Linked DNA regions of Mus musculus: region 1 is linked to region 2. Evidence: chromatin loops called from intact Hi-C (ENCODE). Cell type or tissue: left cerebral cortex. All regions are shown on one strand. Links, peaks and the distances in the headings refer to the core of each region. The heading gives the core; the rest is flanking DNA.

What was found. A loop is a pair of places that touch in the nucleus more often than their neighbours do. Peaks named below come from ENCODE experiments on the same cell type or tissue, not always from the same donor. Only the 100,000 strongest peaks of a DNase experiment are listed, where the experiment ranks them.
Region 1: a loop joins it to region 2, with 6 times the contacts of the local background. A loop is called at or near these places in 3 of 42 quality-filtered maps.

Annotation. Positions count from the first base shown.
Region 1 is chr5:149,409,820-149,412,727 of GRCm38, reverse strand. Medag (mesenteric estrogen dependent adipogenesis) reads right to left here and starts at 979. Exons shown (of 5, transcript NM_027519.4): 1 at 473-979. The coding sequence starts at 750. In left cerebral cortex, for the core only: no CTCF peak of the experiment used is centred there; DNase peaks (open chromatin) are centred at 567, 1,076, 1,353, 1,754 and 1 more place; H3K4me3 peaks cover 1,057 bases; H3K27ac peaks cover 2,233 bases.
Region 2 is chr5:149,336,088-149,338,995 of GRCm38, reverse strand. No RefSeq gene overlaps it. Among named protein-coding and RNA genes, the nearest start is that of Gm35704, 10 kb to the left of the region's middle. In left cerebral cortex, for the core only: no CTCF peak of the experiment used is centred there; DNase peaks (open chromatin) are centred at 820 and 1,625; H3K4me3 peaks cover 1,521 bases; H3K27ac peaks cover 2,318 bases.

The sequences.
Region 1 (2,908 bases), core at 189-2,688, 74 kb before region 2:
CAAGAGCCAACACGGGGTCTGGGGTTCTGGGGGCCCTTTTTCTTCTTCACTATAGTTGCTTGGTTTAAGAAACACCGAGAGAGCAATTACTCTGGGAAAATGAACTATCTGCATGCTCCAGCTGCATAAAGTTATTCTCGCTCATAACTAAAGCTAGGTGCGAGGATCCGCATCCAAGACATCTCCTGAGGGTTGTGCCTGCACACTGAGCTCATCCGACCTAGTTTAAGGGCAGAATGGAAAAAACTTGCCACCAGCTTGTTGGGTGGGACTGAGTGTGCTTCCCACCCGATCCTCCCTACATTCTCAGCAAAACGCCCTAGTTACCTGCTTGGGGGCTGGGGGGAGGAGGGTTCGGGCTGTAGGGTGGCAGGTAGGTTATCTCCATCTCCAGTCCCCAGTCTACCAGAGACAGGGCAGCAGCCAGATAGAGGATTTGCTCCAGGCTAGAGCACACGGTGTGGCCACCTACCTCTTGATGTAGCTGCTGAGGCGATAGAGCTGCCCTTCTAGGCGCACAAGGCCGTCCCCGAAGACGTTGAAGCCCCCACGTGCGGCCGCGGGTTCCCCGGGCCCGGGCACCAGGAGCTGCTCACCGCGCAGTTGGAAGGCACCAGGCTGTAGGCGGAGCAGCTGCGACAGGGGCAGCAGGGCCAGCTCGCAGTCGCACGTCCACAGACTGCGCAGCTCCCCGGATGAAATGGAGGTCAGGCTGGGTCTGGCCACAGGCTCGCACGCTGCAGTGGCCATACTCAGGCTGTGGCTCTGTCCCCTTCCTACCCTGAGGGTCGCTAAGTGGGAGGAGTAAATCTGTGGTCTGTCCCGAGCTACCTTGGGCTGCGTGCAAGTAGTAAGTAGCTCAGGAGCCCTCTTGTCACCTTGAAGGTTGCCCACCCTTGTGGAGCGCTGCAGGCAGGACACTGAGAAAGCGGTCCCCGCGCTGCGCAGCCCCTTTTATCAGGCACCAGGCACGCCCCTCCGGCCCCCAGGCAGGACCCCAGATGCTCCTCCGCTCCGGCAGAGCAATCAGTGTTTCATAACTTGGCATGCTCCCACCTCGCCTGCTCACAGCCAAGACTAACTTAGTCATCCCACTCGGGTCAGACACTCAGCCCCCGCGCGGGGCCCTCCCTGCCTGGTCCACACTGCATGGTGCAGCATCCTCCCCACGACAGATGCCCAGGCCTGGCTCAGCGCCGATTAATCCCTCAGGTACCACAAAGCGTTCCTGACCACTTCTCCACCTGGGGCCCAGGGGCTGTCAGCTTAGGCTGGGAGTTGCTGCATCCGTATCTACATCCCCCATTCTATGCCTCATCTGTCTGCAGCTCACTCCACCTCCACCTAGATGACCCAGCTTTTCCTTCTCTCAGCACTTCCTGGAGCGGGTTCCCACCCAGCATCCTTCCATGAAGGCCTGCCACTTTCCCAAAAGGTTTTCCTGCATCCCCTGTGCACTCCAGACCTTGACCCTCTTGCTTTTCGCTGCCCGGTGGCCCCTTGACAGCTTTGTGCTTGGATTCAAGCGGGAAGTCCCCTAGCAGGCCTTCCCAGCCCTAGTCCCAGAATCTGTTAATTTGCTCAGTTTATAAATATTTGAGTGCTCTGGCTACGTGCTCACACGTCTCCTGAGGGATGAAAAGACTATTCCTTTCAATTTAATTAAATGACTATTTCCAGCCTATCTAGTAGAAGATGAAGAATAAGCTAAATCCTGAGAATGTGGGTGGATAACCACAACCCCTGTTATCATCCAACTTGTAGTCTAACAGAGGAGCAGGCATGTGTTCCAGCAATTACATTGACTGAGTCTCTGCTCTCGGTAAGCTGGCATGAGACTCCAGGCAGCGCCGAGAGGTAAAATTTAGAGTCTATCTTCAGTTTGTCTCTGAGAGCCTCCATAGAGCCTGGGTTTAATTGATTCAAACAGAAGCATTTCTGCTACATTTCACTTTTGCCATTTACTTTTGAAGGTTTTAAGTTATTTTTATTTGTGTGTGTGTGTGTGTGTGTGTGTGTGTGTGTGTGTGTATGAGTGTTTGCATGTATGTATGCACACCTCATAACCACCGAACCATCATCTCTCCAGCACCCTCACCCCAGGTGTTGTAGAATTTTTATTCTGCTTGCTTCATTTGATGGTAAGAAGCACGTTGTGTTTCAAACAGCACTGCCTTGGTAAACTATTTCAAACCACTAAGCTATTTTCCATCAAAGGAATGCACTCTTCTTTGTCTAGACTTTCCTTTACTGCAACATTAAAATCACTTTGTTTTCTCTTACTATGGTAACACACCATTACACTTTCCATCTTTTCTGCACTCCCTCCCCTCTCAGAAATGGAGTTGCTGGGATAAGTGACAGGAGACAATGCAAGGCTTATGCTTATAGTTAAGAGGTGACAGCCTGAAGATCTAGCCATCCTCATGTGCCCATACTTGGGTAATAGTGATGTCATCAAGGCACAGGGGCAGCCTTCTAGCCTCAGAGCTTTAAATGGCCCTGTTGGGTGCCTGGATGGTCAGCTTTGATTGTCAACTTCACACAACCTAGAATCACCTGAATGGATAATCGTCATTGATGGATTATCTACACCAGGTTGGATTGTGATTATGTTTGTTGGAAATTGTTTGATTTAATTAATGTGGAGAGATGTACCCCAAATATGGGCAGTGATTCTGATAGCTATAAAGATGAAGGTGCATGGAAGAAAGAAGGCTCTGCCTATTTTGGCTTTCATTCTTGCTGGTGAATCCATCTACTCTAAGCTGCTGCTGCTGCTGCTGCTGCTGCTGCTGCTGCTGCTGCTGCTGCTGCCTCCTTCCATATAAGAACAATGCTCTTCTGGCTTCTAACATGGACTGAAGACCAGCACTCCCCAGGAATCCTCTAGGTCTCTGGCACCAGA
Region 2 (2,908 bases), core at 250-2,749:
GGCACAGCTCTGAGTCCAGAAGCAAGGAGGAGGGTGGCTGTCAGTGGCAGGCTATTTTTAGCGGTGGCTCAGGGCTCCAACTGAGGTGTAAACCCTGGGACTTGTAGCTCAAGTTTGTGAGCAGGAGCAGGCTAGAGCTTGGTGTGGCTCCGCTGAGAAGCCTATGTCCTGGGCCGTGCATAGCCCTGGGTCAACTCCGCCCCCACCCTCAGCACAAGAAGTGGGCATCATTGCATGCCAGAAAAACACATCTATGAAAGAAAGACAAGAAACCTAAAAGCGTTCAGAGATCAGATGTGAAAGAAAAACTCTAGGTTTGTAGAAAAAAGAAAAGCCCCGAGAAGGGCCCTTGAATATTCGCTGAGCCCTATACTATAAGTGAAAACACCTGGTACTTATTATTCTGGATCATGTTCTAAGACAAAGGACCACCGGTGCACCCAACCTAGGCCCCACCCCACCCTCGACCCTTCACCCCTTCCCTGTCTTCAGAAATGAGATTCTTTTCCGCTGCCTGGAGGAAGATTTTTCTGGGACTGCCCTTCCGTAGCTGCCCTCATCGTTATTTTGCTGAGCATCCCTGGTCAGCTGATATAAAGCAAGAAGTGAGTGGTACCCAGGCTGCCGCGCATCCTCTCCCACACAGGCCTGCTTCCTGCTCTCCACTATTTTCCAGAGACCTGGTGTTTGGCTGGACAGGATGGCTCCAGCCTTCCCCTGCCAGGCCCACGGCCTCTGCTGATATCAAGAGCTTATGGTGAGACCCTGGCAGGACTGCGCAGGCCCAACAGGCTGCCAGCCACAACCCCACCCCTCACCCTCAGCAAAGAGAACAGCAGCAGCCTGCCTCACCAGAAGGGTTTGGGCTGAGCTGGCAAGGCAGCGACAAGCAAAAAAGTCTCACGGGTTTTCCATGGCGCCACAAACTGGATACAGGGCTCCTGTCTAAAGCCGGATGAGGCTTCATCCATTGAGCTGCTGGTCCGTGCAGCAGTTTATTTAAAGAAGCCACATAGAGTCCAGGTCCGGGTGAGTGGATTTTGGCTTGCCAGCAAAACCGGAGACAATATCAGCTCATGTAAACCCTCTGTGTCCTGGTAAGATAGAGTGGATCTCTTTCACACTCAACTAAAGAAACCGAAGCTCGTGTGAGATCGCACCGATAACAGAAAGAGATTCTGGGGATGAACCCTGAGCGCTCCCACGCTGCCTCGGCCATTTCCGAGCACAGACACAGATCTTCCTGCTGTCCTGCCTGGGATCATAGCCCCAGTTCTGCCTCCTTGTTGTTGTGTAACTCTGTAGGGTGGCTAAATACGTCTGTGCATCATTTCCTATGAGAATAAACATAATACCTAGGGTGTGAAGTTGTCTGTGGATTAAATCAGTCTGCATTCATGAAGGTTGGGGAATGTCACCATATGCCCTTAATCTTGCTTCTCTTTTCTGCATAACTAAGTTTTGCCAGCTCTGGTCTCTACACGTCTAACCCTTATAAGCCAATTCAGGCTATTTTAGCACTAAAGAATTTCCACAGCAGAGAGGCTGTCTGCTTTCTCCCAGTTGGACATGGTTAGGCGATGCCCACATTCAAAGCCACTCCCCGCAGAGGGGTCGGAATGACTGTGGGAGCCGTGACAGTCTCCAGGTGACACGGTACCCTCTAGCCTCTGCCAGATGGGTGGTGGGAGACACCCCCGCTACTGATACCCCCAGGGTGACCAACACAGAGTTGCCCCATCCTCCAAGCGTCCACTGTGCCACGGTGATGTGGTGTCTAGCAGGCAGCCTGCACATAGCACCTTCCAGCATACTGAACGGAGCCAGCAATTGGGTTTCCTTGAGCAGTCATGAATTCATGAGATGCTGGGATGGAGGACAGATTTGAAGTAGAGGTTAATGGAGACCCCTATCCCCAATTCTCAAATCTCTGTTGCTATCCATCATCTACCTCCTCACACCTATACCCGGAGACTCTATACTCCTCGCCTCTCTCTAGTCAGAGGGTCTAACCTGACAGAAAGGCTTCATGGGGCAGCCATGAAGCCCGCACTCTTGTGATATGATATGTATGGAAAGACACCCCCACCCATTACCACACCTTGATAGCTGGTCCCCAGCTGGCTAGCTGGTTCCCGCTGCTAACTATGTCACATTGAGATCTCCTGGGGAGACTCTAAGATGGCAGGAGAGGCACGTGGCTGAGTAACTTCCCTGGAGGACAGAGGAGAAGCTAGCCACCCAATCCAGGATCTCAGAAGCACACACACCACCCATCAAAGGTCCCTGTGATGAGCAGACATCCTGAGCCCTGAGGCCTCTCCCTCCTCTGAGGATAGCCGAGTCCTATCTGGCTACTTATACTGGATAACTACTATGGGTACTTCCTAGATTGAACCCTGAGACTTCCTCAGACTGAGGAACCACATCTAGCTCAATGTCTTGTTACTGGGCATCGTGTACTTCCCGAAATGGGAATCCTGTGCCCAAAGCAAGGCCTGGGCAGCCACCACCCACCTCCGCAGATCAGTCCTCCCACTCCCTGCTCAGAAAAGGTGCCCTTATCCATGTTAGCGGGTCCTCTACTTGATAGGGAAAAGATCATGACAGGAGCCTGCAGAGCAGAAGTGGACTGTAGGCAAAGCAGCATCAAGGGGATCGAGGCCAGAAGAGGCAACGCAGGGACTATGAGATCATGAGGACACCACATGGCAGTTTGTAACCTACCAATTACCTGAGTTTCTTGCCTAAATGTGCCTCATTCACATAGACCCTAAAAACCATCCTCACAGAACGATTAGTCGGGCTGGACACAGAGAACAGAGATGCCCCAGCTCCCTAATTAACCTTTTTGCTCCAGTACTGGACATGCCCTCAGGTCATTAGAGCGGCAAGAGAGCCGCATGTG